Regions from separate parts of the Homo sapiens genome. Here regions 1, 2, 3 and 5 are each linked to region 4. A link is a contact called in ENCODE Hi-C or POLR2A ChIA-PET data. All regions are on one chromosome and are shown on one strand. The core of a region is the stretch at or near the end of the contact, and the rest is flanking DNA. Distances in the headings are between cores, read along the strand shown. Region 1 holds the start of DENND6A-DT (DENND6A divergent transcript). Region 2 overlaps PXK (PX domain containing serine/threonine kinase like). Region 3 holds the start of PXK (PX domain containing serine/threonine kinase like). Region 4 holds the start of SELENOK (selenoprotein K). Region 5 overlaps SLMAP (sarcolemma associated protein).

Region 1 (3,268 bases), core at 27-2,526, 3.8 Mb before region 4:
ACTGGGCAGTGCAGCAAAATGCTTAAGTTCTGCCGTGTTTTTTGTTTTGCGTTGTTTTTTAGAGACACAGTCGCGCTCTGTTGCCCAGGCTGGAGTGCAATGGCTGTTCGCAGGCGCGATCATAGCGCGCTGCAGCCTGGAACTCCTGCTCAAGCGATCCTCCTTGAACTTAGCCGGCCTCAGCTTCCCAAGAACCTGGGACTACAGGCGTGACACCTCGCTGGTTTACTCATTTTTCTGTTGAGGTATTATTGTGTGTTTCCTACTTTTACTATGCTATTTATACTCAACATAGTAGGTGCTGAATAAATACTAGTTAGTATCCTGGCTGGTCCAATACTCAGTAAAAACTGATCTCAGAATACGAAGCTGCTTGAGACCAGGCCCTTGCCCCAGTGTTCAGAGATCCACAGGTTGCTGTGGAGGCCAATCTGCCCAACCTGGAGTTCCAGAAAGGTCTGGGGATGTGTGTTGAGTGAGTCACAGACAGCCAAACTAAGAAAGGAGGAGGTGGTAGGGTGGGGAGGCCTTGCTGGAGAAGGAACAGGTGAGTGAATGCACAGATCTCTGAATCAGCAAACTGAATGAGTGAACCGCAAGCCGATATCGGAGTTGTCATACTTGTTGGGCTAGTCATGTAACCTCCAGGACCTCCATTTCCTTATCTGTAAAAAGAAATAAATAGTCTACTTATTTGCGATTATGTGAAGATTCAATAAGGTAATATTTGTAAGTATTCGCACTTGTACTTGGCATATCAACTGGCACAAAGTAAGCGTTCAATGTTAGCCACCGTCACCATTATGCGTTCATATATTTTATTTTTATTTTTTTGAGACGGAATCTCGCTCTGTCGCCCAGGGTAGACAGAATACAGTGGCGCAATCTCAGCTAACTGTAACCTCCTGGGTTCAAGCGATTCTCCTGCCTCAGCCTCCTGAGTAGCTGGGATCACAGGCGCGCTCCACCACGCCTGGCTAATTTTTTCGTATTTTTAGTAGAGACGGGGTTTCACCATGTTGGTCAGGCTGGTCTCGAACTCCTGACCTGATGATCCGCCCGCATCGGCCTCCCAAAATGCTGTGATTACAGGTGTGAACCACCGCGCCCGGCCTACGCTTTCATAATTTAATAATACCTTATAATAATTATGAACTGTGTCATTCCACGAATAATTTATTCCCTGGTCGTTGACTGCGAACGAGGTTGACAAGGATTCATAAACAGCCATTTCAGTCCCAAAGAGCTTTTAGACAAGGAAGCCAGGACCGGCTTCACAATCCGAGACAAGCGGCAGCGTGACGTCCCCACGTCCGCTCCCAGGGTCACGTGACCCGCAGCCCCGCCCGGACTGAGTGGGTCCCCAGCGGCTGCGACAGCAGCGTCTGCGCCTGCGCGGAGGCAAGCGCGCTCTGCGGCGCGGTCCGCTGTGGAGGCGGCGCGAACGGTCAGGGGGCGGCCGATGGCTTTGAGGGGCCCTGCGGGCTTGGGGCCCGGCTCTCGAAGGCCGTTGGACGAAGCGGTGGCAGGGGCCGAGGGCCGCGAGGCGCCGGCCCTTGTGGCGGCGGGAGGCGCGCCAGAGGACGATGAAGAGGACGATGGCCGTGGCCGGGGCCTGCTGCGCTGGGACAGCTTCTCCGCCTGGCTGCACTGCGTGTGTGTGGTGGGCTTCGACCTGGAGCTGGGCCAGGCCGTGGAGGTGAGGCCCGGCCCCGCCCTTTCTCGGCGCTCCTCCCCTGCGCCGGGGCGGCTGCAGCAAAGCCAGCGGCCCGCGGGCTGACCGGCCAGGACCCTGTCCGCGGCGCATCCGGGCGTGGCCAGTCTCCCCTCCCGCGCTCTTTCGGGCTGCGGTCCTACGGCACTTCCCGTGGGAGGATCTTGGGCTGCGGCTAGGGGTGAAAAGTTCTCTCTAGGCCCCTCCTAAATACTTGTTGATGTTCATCCTGTTCTTTCTTTATTTCTTTTAAACGCAGAGTCACAGAATTAACTAAAAGGGTTAGTAGCACCCACCCGGAGAAGCCCGCAGGCAGGATGTTTGTTTGGTACTTTTTCAAGAACAATGCCCATAACAGATGATGAACTCTAGTAGCCGAACTTGCACAACCAAGTTTTAAGGCTCAGATTGTTTTAGTCATTTGCAGTAACTGTTTGAGCGTTTCCCTCAGCCTGAGTCGAAATGCTTATCTCAGCACGCATTTTCTCCCTTTCCTCCTTTTGTGCCTCATTTCTGTTTTTTTTTTTTTTTTTTTTTGAGACGGAGTTTTTGCTCTTGTTGCTCAGGCTGGAGTGCAATGGCGCGATCTTGGCTCACCGCAACCTCTGCCTCCCGGATTCAGGCAATTCTCCTGCCTCAGCCTCCCGAGTAGCTGGGGTTACAGGCATGCGACCATGCCCGGCTAATTTTGTATTTTTAATAGAGACGGGGTTTCTCCATTTTGGTAAGGCTGGTCTCGAACTCCCGACTCAGGTGGTCTGCCCGCCTAGGCCTTCCAAAGTGGTGGGATTACATGCGTGAGCCACCGTGCCCGGCCTCATTTCTGTTATTTTTTTTTATGTTGCCTCTGGAACAGTTGGTGTGAAACTACTGTCAAGATGAATATAGGGAACATCATTTGCTTGTCAATCAGTCAACTTTTCCATTCTTATGTATGGCCCCTTACCGAAAGGCTTTAGAAACATCTATTCTTGACGTTGTTGAAGGTCTTTTTAGCATAAGGAATTGCTTGCTTTCATGTGTCCAAGGAAATTGTTATCAGAAGGGCGTTTGTTTAGACGTTTTGGTTTTGGTTTTTTTTTTTTTTTTTTTTTTTTGGTATTGGTGACAGATTTCGATTTCATTAATACTGTAGTGGCCTGGTTGACTAAGAAAATTGGCTAGGGGTAGTTTTCTTAATGCGAAGCTACTGCTTTCGTATTCGGCCTGCCTTCTGGATGTTTTATTATAACACAGTTCAGCGACATTAAGTTTCCACTAAGAACCAGGCATTATGTTAGTTGTGGAGCATACAAATAGGATGTGCTCTAATCTGTATTTGTAGATTGAGGCAATAATTTAGAGGAGAACCAAGAATTAATCATAGTAGCTGATAAGGCCAAATGCAGTGCCTGGCACCTAGTGGCATTCTATAAATACTTTTGATAGAATAGGTGAATATGTGAGCAATTCTTTATCTTATTAAAGTAAGAAAAACAGTTCCCAAAGATTTTGAGTAAGAGATTTATAAGCCATTTATTATTCACCTTGCCATGTTAACCTGAAGTTATATGT
Region 2 (3,524 bases), core at 717-3,216, 4.5 Mb before region 4:
AAAGTGTCTGCAGGTGAGTATATCACGACTCTAATCAGCAAGCACAGAAGACGGTGGCAGCACTGTGAAGAGCACCCAGAAAAAACAAAAAGCAGCCATTCTCTTTAAATATGAGAAACAATTGTATCAGTCTCTGATTTCTAAGAAGGAGTACCATGACTCCAGCCTCTGTTGTCCTAGATTCTATGCCCACTTTTGGCTATTTTTTTTTTCCTACGTTTTTCAGGTTATCCTCAATGAGCATAAATTATTTTTACAATCAGGAAAAACAATTTTTGGAAAAGTTTCTCAGTTTGCTACACATGTAATTTAAAACATGATACTTTAAAATAAGAAATCCTGGCCAGGCACGGTGGCTCACACCTGTAATCTCAGCACTTTGGGAGGATGAGGCAGGTGGATTGCATGAGCCCAGGAGTTCAAGACCAGCCTGGGCAACATGGTGAAACCCTGTCTCTACAAAAAATACACACACACACACACACACACACACACACACACACACAAATAGCTAGCTGTGGTGGCGCACACCTGTAGTCTCAGCTATTTGGGGGGCTGAGGCGGGTGGATCACTGAAGCCCAAGAAGGATCATTTAAGCCCAGGGAGATGGAGGCTGCCGTGAGCCGTGATTGCACCACTGCACTCCAGCCTGGGCGATAGAGTGAGACCCTTTCTTGGAAAAATAAAATAAATTAAATAAGGAATCCTGAGTAATAAAGATTGAGATCATCTGAGCTTGGGTAAGAGCCTGGTATGTTATCAATGATAAATGCACCTTTTTTCCTTTGACAAGGGAGCTTTTGGTCATTTTACTACTCATCAGTACTTTCTGTGCTGGGGAGACTGGGAAAACAGAAGATGAAAGTAAAGTAAAGGAGCTCTTCTACTTGTAACAGGGCTGCTAAAGCATTTAGTGGGAGAGAAGCTTGAAACTATAGGCTGAAGTCAAGCTAGAAGTCCCTACTGGTTTTAATAATGGTCACCATCACTTAGGATAACGTACATATAAATCTATCCTTCCTACTCTGAGAAGGTTGCTGTGTCATCCTGAGACACTAGCTCCAATTTCATAACCAACTGTGGAAGTGACCACAGTACACATGCCATGCAGACACATATCTTCAGAGAGGGAGGTATAACTGCTCTGCTTATGGGGCACTTACTCTCTGCCTTCTAGCCCTCAGTTTACTCCATCTCCCAACAATGTCTGAAGGGAGGCGTCACTACATCTCTTATACAACAAAAACCCTGAAGCTCAGAGAGGGTAGATGCCTTAAACAAGGGCGCACCACTAGTATGTGATGAGAATAGACTCCACCCCAGGCCAGTCTGACCCAGGGGCACAGCGGTTCCTACCTTCTATGCCCTTGGACACAATACTTTCACATGCTCCAAGGACTCATTTTGATGAACAGAGTGCAGCTGGACAGGCAGAACCAGTCTATCAAGTCAGGGGGAAGCTGACAGGGTGAAGGGCAGAGTAAGGACAAGAACCCGGGCCTGGAGAATATGAGTTACTATAGCAATAGAGCTCTCAGAATACCACAACCACCTGGTTTTAATACCCCTATACTTTGCAGCCTACCTCCTACTACATGGACACAAACTGCTGGAGCTGAATGTAATGTGAGCACCACCTAGAAGTTATGTACAAGTAAGAAACTATTTTTTCTCCAAAATGTTAAGCAAGCCCCATAATGTACATTAGGCAGTTAAGAAGCAGTCGAAAGGAACATTTTTATAAGAACATGCCTAAAGTGGACATCAGGTTTATGTGATCCTCAGCAATTTGAATAGTAGTTAATTTCAGTTGTACAAAAACGGAACAGGGTCCTCCACAAAGCTGTTTTGCTTCTACACTGTGCTCCTGTTAAACTCCCCAAGGTACTAATAACGGTTGCACCTCAGTGAGCTTCCTTCCTGTGTGTTACTCTTAAAAACCACAGAGGCTCTGGGACTCAGTAGTCACAAAACCCCAATGGCTGCAGGGCTAGCAGGTTCTATCCGTTAAGCTCAGTCTTTCTCAACCAGTTCAGCAGTTTGAAGAGAGCAGTGACCTAAGGCTTGATATCCAATATGGTAGCCACTATGCACAAGGGACTACTGAGCTCTTGGAATGTGGATAGGGTGACGAAGGGACTGAATTTTTAGCTTAATTTTATTAGCCTAGTGGCTAAAATACTGGATAGTGTGCAGTTACAGACTGTTTATTTGCAGGTATAAACACAGATATTTATGAAAATGTGGCCAGGTGCTGTGGCTCATGCCTGTAATCCCAGCTCTTTGGGAAGCCGAGGAGGGTAGATCATTTGAGGTCAGCAGTTCAAGACCAGCCTGGCCAACATGGTGAAACCCCGTCTCTACTAAAAATACAAAAATTAGCCAGGCGTGGTGGCAGGAGCCTGTAATCCCAGCTACTCAGGAGGCTGAGGCAGGAGAATCGCTTGAACCGGGGAGGCAGAGGTTGCAGTGAGCCAAGATCACATCACTGCACTCCAGCCTGGGCGACAGAGTGAGACTCCGTCTCAAAAAAAAAAAAAAAAGATATTTATGAGAATGAAAGCATACTAAACATAGTGTGTTATGACTTGCTTTTTCTCTCACTTAATATAACATGGATCTCTCTCCATAACAACACATTTGGGATTTTATTTTTAATTTCTTTTGGAGATGGGGTCTGGCTCTGTCGCCCAGGCTGGAGTGCAGTGGTACAACCATAGCTCACTGCAGCCTTGAACTCCTGGGCTCAAGTGATCCTCCCACCTCAGCCTCCCTAGTAACTGGGGCTACAGGCATGAGCTACCATGCCTGGCAAATATTTTTAATGTCTGTATCTCTGCTGCCTAGTAGCCACAAGCAATATGTGGCTACTGAGCATCTGATATGTGGCTAGTCCCAATTGAGATATGCTGTAATTGTAAAATACACACCAGATTTCAAATACTTTTATGACAAGAGGAATGCAAAACATATTAATTAAAAAAAAGTACAGACAGGGTCTCACTCTGTTACCTAGGCTGGAGTGCAGTGGTGCAATCATAGCTCACTGCAGCCTCCACTGCCTGGGCTCAAGGGATTCTTCTACTCAACCTCCTGAGTAGCTGAGACTACAGGTATGCCACCACACCTGACTTTTTTTTTTTTTTAAGTTTTGTAGAGACTAGATCTTGCTATATTGCTTAGGCTGGTCTCGATCTCCTGGCCTCAAGCAATCCTCCCTCCTCAACCTGCCAAAGTGCTGAGATTACAGGCATTAGTCACTGCACCTAACATAGTAATAATTTTTATAATGATTCCATGTTGAAATTATAATATTTTGGATATATTGGGTTAAATATATTATTTAAATTAATTTCACCTGTTTCTTTTTACTTTTTTAACATGGCTACTAGAAAATGTAAAGTTACATATGTGGCTAGCATTATACTTCCATTGGACAGCACTGCCCTAAGGCCTCTGTCGTATGTAGTGAATTAACTCCATCCCTATGCAGCCAGAATGGAAGAACTGAGAAAACGGTCAC
Region 3 (3,220 bases), core at 450-2,949, 4.4 Mb before region 4:
AGTAATTTGTGAGTATTTAGAAACATCTATCTCTTTATTTTCAATACAAAATAAACCTAAAGGACTCGACACTATTCCCTGAAAGGTTATAAGACTTACTTGCCAATAGTCAAGTCAAAAATCAAATTTAATAGCTGAATTACTCTTGACTCCCTATCCTAAATTTCAACCCTTATGCCATACTCCCTTTAGGCACAAATGATAGCAAGTTTAACAAATTCTGTCCTGTATGTGCCTTCTCACATGTCTACAGAATAGGATTAAAGACACACAGCGTGAAATAAATAGCCCTTTTTAAAAAGATAATAATTTTCTTAACTGGAAGTGAATGCTTTGAACAATTCAAGCCCTACAAAGCACGGCTGTCAGAAGAGGAAACTGAGGTTCAAAAAAGTCTCACTTTAATACAACAGAATAAAAGGTCTCTTTGAAGTCATCAGAAGAGCTTGAACGAAAAGAGAAACAGAAGGCTATTGTGAGCTTTAGCCTCCAGATGATGACCCCCCAAACACACTGCAATGGTAAACAAACAAGCCTCTGAGTCTGAATCTGATTCGGTGGACTGACAAAACATCACAATTGAAGGAATCTCTCTCCTCACTCATTACTTTTCCAAAAAAGTCCCACTAGCTGATAGCTCCAGGTTTCTTGCTGGTTCCTAGATTTATTGCTTGGAAATTATAATGCATAGTGGGCCTTTCAAAAAAAAAAAAAGGTACAAGCAAATGAAAACAACCACGGTTTTAAAGCCCCATAAAAGACCGTATATGTAGCAGAAATGAACCCTGCCAATGTTTACTATGAGGACCTATTACTCCTTTATGCTACTCGAGTGGATTTTAAACTCAAATGAATGCTACCACTGCCCACTAAAGAGCAAGTTAGAGAAGCACATTCATACACCTGCTTAACAGCGCCCCGACTGCCGCCCCCACCACTTCCCGGGACCAGGGCCAAGCGGCTGACCTGGAAACGGGGCTGCAGACCCCAGCCACTTACACTCTGCTGTCCCAACAAGTAGGCTCTGGAGTCACACTTCATTTGGCCCGGCACACCCTCATCCCCATCACCCAGACCCTCAGCTGCAAGGAGGAAATTACACGGCCTCAAAAAGGAAAAGGCTGGCGGCGGGCAGAAGTGGATGGTCCTGAGCGGTCTCGTTCCTGCTCCCCTAGTCCAAGGTGAGCCCGGGAATCCCGCAGCCCCCGCCCCCGCCCCCCAACTCGGAGTCGCTTTCCTGGTCGCCGCCGAGCTCCTTCCACCCCGCGGCGCCGGGAGCTGCGGTCCCCATCCTTGGCCCCTCCGGGCCTCAGCGTTCGCCTGGGCCCCAGGGGCCCTGACCCAGACCCAGCGGCGCGCCACAGCCTTCTCGGCCAGGGCCGCCCACCCTGTGGCCCGGTCTCCGTCCGACGACCCTGCCCGGCCCGCGCCAGGCAGCCCGCAGCCCCCTCGCGGCCCGGGGCCGCCCCACGCCGCCCGCCCGCCCGCTGGGCCGCGCACCGTGTGGGACTGCAGGCTCTGGCTCGCCTCGATGGCTGCTGTCAGCGGCACCGTGTCGTCCAGCAGCACCTTGCCGGCTGGCGGCTTCTCCATGAAGGCCATCCCGGGACGCCCGGCCGCCGCCGCCTAGGGACGCGAGGTAGGAACCCGAGGCGCCGACTCCCGCCGCCCGCCCGGTTCCACCGCCGCCGCTGTCAACACGCGCCGCCCCACGCGCCGCCGGGCCCGCGGGGTCCTAGCGCCGCCCTTCCCACGGCCGCCGCCCCGGAGTCCTAGCGCCGACCCAGCGCAGAACGTGTGGGGGCCGCCAGCACTGCCGCCCGCTGGCCCGCTCCTCCGCCTCGCGGCTGCCATGGGCCTGCGCTTCCCTGCTCCTCGCAGCCGCACCGCAGACCCGGTGCCCTTAGCTCCGGGCTTCGGACCAGGGAACACCACCCTAAGCCATCACTACCAGGATCCTCAGATCCAGAGACGCCTGGTCCTGAGCCCTGGGATCCAGGAATCTTCAGGGCGAGATTTCCAAACCAGGCCTCTCAGAACTGGGCTTTTCGGGGACCGTACCTCTTGAAACCCTCAGAACTGGATCTCTCTCATCCCCCAGGCCCAAGGACCCTAAAACTCAGAAAAAGGGCCTTTAGGATGGGACCCCCAGTCTGAGCCCTGCAAACCCAGAGACTTTCTGAAACAAGCCCTTCCTATTGAAACTTCACAGGGACTCTTGAACGTGGCTCCTCAGGCCTGAACACCTAAGAGCTGGACCCCATAATTGGAGGTCTTGGGCCCCAGAACCCTCAGACCCAAGCTCTAAGAACTGGAGACCCTATAAAATGGTCCAGAGACCCCTAGCCTCTACTCTTGGCCCCCACTGCGGGCTCAACCACATCCCTTAGACTTGGGAGTTTTTGATCCCACCATATGGACTAGAAGAACTTCAAACCAAGAGCCAAGCCAGAGAACCTTGGGATCAACTTCTCAGCCCTAAATCTGCCCACAGTCTGCCTGAACCCAAAGCCATAATCCTGGCACCACCTCATCCCCCCCATCTCCATATACACCTAGAAATTTCACCCACACTGCCCTCTCCTAGGGCAGCATTCCAGGATAGTGAAGAGTTAAATTTAGAATTGGAGGACCATCATCTCCATGGCTCTGGCATTTACCAGCTGTGTGATCTTCAATAAGTTACCCAACCTCTCTGAGTCCCAACTCCCCAATTTGCAAAGTGGAGATAATATTATTTGTATGAAAAGGTTAATACAAGGAATGCAGTAGACTGGGAAGGGGCTTGGCACATAGTAAAAACTCAAACGGTGGTCAGGCATGATCGCTCACGCTTGTAATCCCAGCACTTTGGGAAGCCAAGGTGGGTGGATCACCTGAGGTCAGGAATTTGAGACCAGCCTGGCCAACATGGCAAAACCCCCTCTACTAAAAATATAAAAATTAGCTGGGCATGGTGGCACGTGCCTGTAGACCCAGCTACTCTGGAGGCTGAGGCAGGAGAATTGCTTGAACCCGGGAGGGGGAGGTTGCAGTGAGCCAAGATCATACCACTACACTCCAGCCTGGGTGACAGAGTGAGACTCTGTCTCAAAAAACAAACAAAAAAACAGACAAACAAAAACACCTCAAACCGTGGTCAGGCATGATGGCTCACCTTTGTAATTCCAGCACTTTGGGAGGCTGAGGAGAGTGGATGGCTTGAGTCCAGGAGTTTAGC
Region 4 (3,436 bases), core at 19-2,518:
AAGGTTTTAGGCAAGGGAACGAGATGATCTCCGTTTTAAGATCGATCTTGCTACAGTTTGTAAAACTGCCTAAGGATGGTAAAAGACTGAACCTGAGATTTCATTTAGAAGGAAACTAGCGTAGAGCAGGTGAGAGATGATGGTGGCATGGTCTAGATTAAGAAAGGCCCTTGGGAAAATTAACGGCCCTGCCCTAATATTTTTGCAGAAATGATCCTTTATGATTGTGCTGCACAAATCCCAAATGAGGTGAAGGATGTTGTCTTGTCCTATTATGAACTTTTCTGGGGAAAATGCTCTCTCCAAAATCAACATAAAATTAGATCTTTGTCAGTTCTAAGTATTAGAACATAAAATCTTAACCAAAGTTGTTAAACTCAAAATAGATTTTCAGCATGTAATTTTCATTTTCTGGAAGGTGATTAGGAATCTTTCCAAAGAGATGACACATGGCTTGAGAACTGGGGGCGGGAAGTCAAAGGAAGCAGCCATTAGGTCTCCACGCTGAAAGAATAGCTAAGTGCAGAGGCCTTGAGAAGGGAATGAAATGGCCACGTTCAAGGAACAGAGGCAGCCCACTGGCTGTAGCAGAGTAAATATCCATGGTATGTGGTCCACATTTACTGAATGTCCAAGACATGTCTTCTAATTCGTCTGTCACCAAAGTGGTCATAAGCAGTCGCCATCAATAAGAAACAAGCAGAGAAAGGGCCTACAGTTCAATTTATTTTTCAGTTGCCTCACAAAAGGCTAAGAAAAACTTAGTTTCTGGTGAACCCAGGTAGACATGCTCATTTTAAAGAGAATGAATATATCTAGGAAGAGCCTGGCAGTATATTCCCAAAGGCGTGACAATAAAGTTCCTTAACGTGTAGTCAGCACCCTCAAACGTCAACACGTCTGGAAAATTCGGAAGCGTTTCCTCCTGTCAGCGGCCCTTCAAGCTACCTCATACAGGGCAGCCTCTCCTACCCAGACCCGGAGCCTATCAATCGACGAGAAAACAGCTTCCCCTCACTGGGCGGTGCGAACCAACTCTGCACGATCAAGTCGGATAGAGGACTGGCAACCGCGGGCACTACAGGGCAGTCCTTAACGTCATATCCGGTTGTCAGCTCGGCCGCCTCCGCCTAACCAGAAGTCGCAGATGTGACGATGCAAAAACGCCCGTCGGGGGCGCGTCTCTTTCAGCAGCCAATGGGCTCTGCCCACCTTCGTCCTCGTCAGCATTTTGTCTAATCGCGGCCTGTGACGCTCGAAGGGCGGGGAGCAGAGGGAGATACAGAAACCGACAGGGGCCAGGCGCCCGGTGGCTCCGAAGCGGGGAAGTGGGACAAGATGGTTTACATCTCGAACGGTAAGTTGAGAGCGGGCTGTGGCTTCGACCGGTGACTTGTAAGATCGGACTCCAGGTTCCTTTCATCGTCGCTCGCTGAGTCTTGAGCCCGGTGCGGCTTCCCCGGGCTTAGCGCCCCGCGGCCGGGCGGAGCTGGACCGAAGTCGCCTCGGCTTGCGGCGCGTCAGCCGATGGTCTCTGAGCCGGCAGTCGGGGGCCGAGGTCCCGCCGGCCTCACGTTGAGTACTGGGAGCCCTGCAACCCCGCCTTCGTGCAGCAAGCGCTTGATTGTGGATTTGCGAGGGTGGTCTTTCCTCTCTCGGGTGTCGGTATCCTTAAAACTAGTAAGGACAATGATGCCGACGCTGTACACGTAGCGCTTGTGCCCTGGACAGTGTTTCAGTTATTTGCTTATCGTCACATTCAATCCTGTTTTACGGGTGGAAACTCTGAGGCTCAGATAGATTAAATAGCTTGCCTGGGCTATTTAAGTCACAGAGGTAACTTAATGGCTGAGTCGGGATTCGATCACAGGTAGGCTGACGTCAGCGTCCTTGTTATCTGTTATGCTGCCTCTGTCTACAACGTGTAAAAAGACCGAGCCGACCTAGGATGATAATTAGATGAAAGCTTTGCATAGGCTTTTTCCCCAGGAAAGGGTAGCTAGTCAAACATGGAATTTTTTGCTCGAATTTCAAGGGGCATGGGAAGAAGTACTATCTTCCCCTAGGAGCAAGTTAATTATTACCGGAATGGAGAATCCGAGAGACTTAATTCTGCGAACCCACAAAGAAGATGACCGGAAAGGAAGGACATGACTGTGTCAGATCAGTGCTAGAGCTGCCTGCCCACCTGTTTGACTCAGGTGAAATTCTTTGGTACAGTCTTAACAAGGAGTTGTGGATCATTGGAACTAGGTCTTGGTTCTATTTGAGTCATCTGTTTTTCTCCAGAGACGAGTAAGGTAGTCAGTGAGGAGCCTTCTGGCTGACTGCACTTTTGCATTTCTTGACTTTTAAAAATCTCCCCTTCTCATCTCCCACTTAAAAATCTTTGAAACAAGTAGATTGATGGACACTACAGAAAAGCATCAAAATTTCATCTTAGTTTTGGGCGCTTTCAGACTTTAGTCTGTTTTATAGCCTGTTTTATAGCCTTTGTGATATAAGCTTAAGGCTGGAAGCTTCTGTATGAATTATTGAATAATTCCTTGTATTTGTTGTGTCTTACTGTGTTCGCATTATTTCATTTGGTCCACATAAGTAGCCGATTAGGACTCTTTATCGTACTTTAAAAGTTGAGAAACACAACTGCATTCAAACACCTTACTTCTCTCTGGGGATATTGGTGGAAGGGACATTCTGCCTTAAGAAAGGGAAAGTGGAAAAGCAAGATAGAATCACAGAGGAAGAAATGACAGGTTCCAATTAGATCCACCTTCTTAGGACTGTATTATCAGCACTTGACAAAATCTTTCTCTTGCTGTCAGATGACTTTTTTTTTTCCAAAAATCTTATGTGATGGCTAGCCCTGGAATACTTTTTGTTGGAGAAAGAAAATGTCACATCAGCCAACGAAGCAGAGCTAGTAAGAGGCAGAGAACTAAGCCTGTCACCCACCCTCTAAACTTTTGTAGCCCCTTGCTCTCAGTAGCACAGTGAGAGCTTAGATCCAAGTGGGTATCTGAAATTAAGCTGGTCAAGAAAAGAGGAAAAGTAAACCCTCATGGAGTGGGTAGAGGTGAGTGGGGTTAACTCTTGGGATAATGGAAAGGAGAGGTAGTTGACAGTTACTCTTCCCCGAAAATATTCTGACATCTTGATTTGCAAGGCTGAAATATAGTGTACCAACTTATGTTGTAGCTTCTATTAAAGTGGTTTGAAAAATAGATCCAGTTTTGCTTAAGATAAAGCTAGAGTCTATTAGAATTAAGAGTATGCTGTTATAGAAAACAGTAGTTATTTTAATGAAGAACAAGCCAAATTCTCTTTAGTACTTAGAGCATACACACTCTTTATAAGAATTTTATAAAAATAACTGATTCCAAAGACTTGTAAGAGTATGAATACGCAATCTTTTTATACAGGCAAGAGACTTTGC
Region 5 (3,557 bases), core at 152-2,651, 3.9 Mb before region 4:
GAAAATTTTTGCAATCTACCCATCTGACAAAGGTCTAATATCCAGAATCTATAAGGAACTTAAACAGATTTACAAGAAAAAAACAACCCCATCAAAAAGCAGGCAAAGGATATGAACAGACACTTCTCAAAAGAAGACATTTACGCGGCCAACAAATATATGAAAGAAAGCTCAACATCACTGATCATCAGAGAAATGCAAATCAAAACCACAGTGAGATACCATCTCACACCAGTCAGAATGTTGATTATTAAAAAGCTAAGAAACAACAGATGCTGGTGAGGCTGTGGAGAAACAGGAACACTTTTACACTGTTGGTGGGAATATAAATTAGTTCAACCATTGTGGAAGACAGTGTGGTGATTCTTCAAGGATCTATAACCAAAAATACCATTTAACCCAGCAATCACATTACTGGGTATACACCCAAAGGAATATAAATCATTCTACTATAAAGACACATGCACACATATGTTTATTGCAGCACTATTTACAATAGCAAATACATGGAACCAACCCAAATGCCCATCAATGATAGATTGGATAAATAAAATGTGGTACAGGCATGGTGGCTCATGCCTGTGGTCCCTGCACTTTGGGAGGCCGAGGTAGGTGGATCACTTGAGGTCAGGAGTGCGAGAACAGCCTGGCCAACACGGTGAAACCCTGTCTCTACTAAAAATACAAAAAAATTGGCCAGGCATGGTGGCATATGCCTATAATCCCAGCTACTTGGGAGGCTGAAGCAGGATAATTGCTTGAACCCGGGAGGCGGAGGTTGCAGTGGGCCAAGATTGTGCCACTGCACTCCAGTCTGGGTGACAGAGCAAGACTCTGTCTCAAAAAAAAAGAAAAGAAAAGAAAATGTGGTACATAAACACCATGGAATACTACGCAGCCATAAAAAGGAATGAGATCATATCCTCTGCAGGGACATGGGTGAAGCTGGAAGCCATCATCCTCAGCAAATACAGAAACAGAAAACCAAACACCGCATGTTCTCACTCATAAGTGGCAGCTGAACAATGAGAACACATGGACACAGGGAGGGGAACAACACACACCAGGGCCAGTTGGGGGGCAGGGGGCGAAGGGAGGGAGAGCATTAGGACAAATGGCTAATGCATACAGGGCTTAAAACCTAGATGACAGGTTGATAGGTGCAGCAAACCACCATGGCACATGTATACCTATGTAACAAACCTACACGTCTGCACTTGTATCCCAGAACTTAAAGTAAAATTTACAAAAAAAAAACAAAACAAACAAAAAAAAAACCCTGTTTTACCTACTAGCAAGAACAGAGAAAAGGAGCACTTGGCCCAACCCTGAGAATTAAGAGGATTCCTGAAGGAGCTGTCCCATGCTGAATCATTAAGGCTGAGTAAGAGTGAGTCAGGGGAAGTAGGGAGGGGACTTGAAACATCATGAAAAACAAAGGTAAGACACAACATAGTGTGGGGTTGGTAGGGGGAGTCAAGAGGACTAGTATGTGATGTATGAGACTGAGAATGACAGGAGATGAGGCTAGAGAGGTAAGCAGTCACCAAGCCTTTTAGGACATATCATGCAGTACAACCTTTATCATATAGAGAACTTGCGACTATAGGGTTTAGGCAGGGACATACTGAGATCAAACTGATATTTCATTCAATGAAGAAGTACCTTGAAGAGTACCAGACTAAAGAGTTGGAGACCAGTTAAGAGGCTACTGAAATAAATAATAAGGCCCTGAATTACGACAGTGTTAGAAGTAGTAAGAGGGGCTCAGTGACAGAAACTATGTGTTCAGTGATAAAGGCAGCAGTTGGTAGCCTGGGCTACTGGACAGATAATACCAGTATCTGTATTTGGAAATACTGCAGCAATGGTGGATAGTGAATGAATCACTTCAGTTTTGGATATGTTGCTTTTAGATTCACTATAAGGACATCTAGTAAGTAAAGGTAAGCAGACAGCAGAAAATTCAGACTCCAGGGTTCAATATATCTAAAAAGTATCCACATTTGAATGGTCACCAAAATTATTCTAATATATAAGATGATCCAAAAATAACACTAACAGGGAAAACAATGACTGAACATTTAGGAACACACATTTGAGGAAAACCCAGTGGGAAAAAAAATGCTTGAAGGAATTTCATAGTCAAAAAGGTAAAAGGAAAATCAGGAAAAGTACCATCCAAGAGGCCAGGGAAACAGTCAAGGGCTAATACCTCCAACCAGTATACAAAGAGAAACCATAATGACTTGAAAAAGCCAACAGAGATCACAAGAGATTAAAAAAAGTCACATCAGATAACAATCTAGACTCTCTAATTCTGTTGTATTAACTTTTTGAAAATTAGCAGAACCTACTGGGACATCTCTTTCTGAGGTCTTAAAGTAGTGAAGTCAATCTAGAGTACAAAAGACTAAAAGGATCAAACACAGATGTATCCCTACCTATAGGAGAAGATCATTTACAGTGATAGGAGATTATCTACAGTGAAGAAAATTATTAATATTATTGTAAGTAAATTGGTACTATATACTTTTTATTTTTATTTTTTTGATTCAGGGCTTCACTCTGTTGCCCAGGCTGGAAAGTAGTGACATGATCATGGCTCACTGCAGCCTCGACCTCCCAGACACAGGTGATGTTCCTACCTCAGCCTCCCAGGTAGCTGGGACTACAAGTGCACAACACTACACTCAGCTAATCTTTTGTATTTTTTGTAGAGATAAGGTTTCACCATTTTGCCCAGGCTGGTCTCAAACTCCTAGGCTCAAGTGACCTCCTGCCTCAACCTCCCAAAGTGCTGGGATTATAGGCGTGAGCCACCACACCTGGCCAATGTATTTTTAATAAGTCAAAACTTATTGTCAAGCACGATAAAACAAATAGAAAATTTTTATTTTATCATTCCTGACTTCTTAATCATCACACATTACCTTCTCACCTATGACTTCAAGTAAACTCAACTACTGACAGTATAAATGTCTTACAGCCCTATGTAACAACGAAAAGCATTTAAGCATGGATGATGTAGAAACCTAGGCTAGTAATTAGACAAAAATAATACAAATACAATAAAAGTGTATCAGAAATGGAAATAATCTTTGATGTTAGATGAAAAAAGATGAGAAAAGGTGAAAATAAATAGAGCAAGAGTCAATTTCTGTTCTTGCTTTTGGCTCTACTTTAACACTTTTTGGCAGACAATCTGTCAAATTAAAAAATCACTTACTCTTAAGATGACTGTACTATGCTATACTAACTGGGAGTGATTCACAGATATTTGGTCCCACCCATACAGAAGAACTCTACAAGGAACTTTTAAAAAGTCAACAGGAAGCATATTTTCAGATGAGCACCTAAAGCAAAATCGGTAAAGAGTAGAAAGCACGTGACAGAATTATTTACTTGAAATGGAAAAGTTAATTGCATTTTCTTGGAGTGGGGTGAGGGAAACTCCCAAGGTGTGAGTCATTGGATTAAAGAACAACTGGATTCAGGATTTAGGCGAGCTAGAAAAGCAGGATTCAAAACACAGCAGAGCAAGCATGCAGCTCTCT

Evidence for each region. Hi-C counts contacts between places; a loop is a spot of excess contacts on that map. ChIA-PET counts read pairs that join two places held with the same protein, here RNA polymerase II (POLR2A). Pooled maps may share reads with other maps.
Region 1: a loop to region 4 is called in a map of naive thymus-derived CD4-positive, alpha-beta T cell, with 15 times the contacts of the local background. The contact joins the promoter of DENND6A-DT here to the promoter of SELENOK in region 4. A Hi-C loop is called at or near these places in 1 of 168 maps with a recorded cell type or tissue (naive thymus-derived CD4-positive, alpha-beta T cell), 1 of 37 single-sample maps with no recorded cell type and 9 of 50 pooled maps. POLR2A ChIA-PET finds 5 or more read pairs at or near these places in 1 of 52 experiments (CD4-positive, alpha-beta T cell).
Region 2: a loop to region 4 is called in a pooled map, with 3 times the contacts of the local background. The contact joins the enhancer-like site here to the promoter of SELENOK in region 4. A Hi-C loop is called at or near these places in 1 of 50 pooled maps.
Region 3: a pooled map shows a loop between it and region 4 (8-fold over the local background). The contact joins the promoter of PXK here to the promoter of SELENOK in region 4. A Hi-C loop is called at or near these places in 5 of 50 pooled maps.
Region 5: a pooled map shows a loop between it and region 4 (15-fold over the local background). The contact joins the enhancer-like site here to the promoter of SELENOK in region 4. A Hi-C loop is called at or near these places in 4 of 50 pooled maps.

The regions. Positions count from the first base shown.
Region 1 is chr3:57,691,213-57,694,480 of GRCh38, reverse strand. DENND6A-DT (DENND6A divergent transcript) reads right to left here and starts at 1,276. Exons shown (of 2, transcript NR_135550.1): 1 at 1,139-1,276; 2 at 1-665. DENND6A (DENN domain containing 6A) reads left to right here and starts at 1,404. Exons shown (of 20, transcript NM_152678.3): 1 at 1,404-1,699. The coding sequence starts at 1,463. RefSeq lists silencers at 1,405-1,504, 1,615-1,854 and an enhancer at 1,576-2,076.
Region 2 is chr3:58,348,378-58,351,901 of GRCh38, reverse strand. All of the region lies in intron 1 of PXK (PX domain containing serine/threonine kinase like), which reads right to left. Among named protein-coding and RNA genes, the nearest start is that of PXK, 17 kb to the right of the region's middle. RefSeq lists an enhancer at 2,117-2,396. Within about 2 kb of position 1,966, at least 9 of the 41 ENCODE cell types and tissues checked have a DNase peak (open chromatin) inside an H3K27ac peak, as active enhancers do.
Region 3 is chr3:58,331,371-58,334,590 of GRCh38, reverse strand. PXK (PX domain containing serine/threonine kinase like) reads right to left here and starts at 1,699. Exons shown (of 18, transcript NM_017771.5): 1 at 1,501-1,699. The coding sequence starts at 1,602. RefSeq lists silencers at 855-1,149, 1,396-1,925.
Region 4 is chr3:53,889,691-53,893,126 of GRCh38, reverse strand. SELENOK (selenoprotein K) reads left to right here and starts at 1,268. Exons shown (of 5, transcript NM_021237.5): 1 at 1,268-1,357. The coding sequence starts at 1,339. RefSeq lists enhancers at 990-1,289, 1,180-2,080.
Region 5 is chr3:57,803,740-57,807,296 of GRCh38, reverse strand. The region is part of intron 2 of SLMAP (sarcolemma associated protein); the gene reads right to left. Among named protein-coding and RNA genes, the nearest start is that of SLMAP, 49 kb to the right of the region's middle. Within about 2 kb of position 1,401, at least 5 of the 41 ENCODE cell types and tissues checked have a DNase peak (open chromatin) inside an H3K27ac peak, as active enhancers do.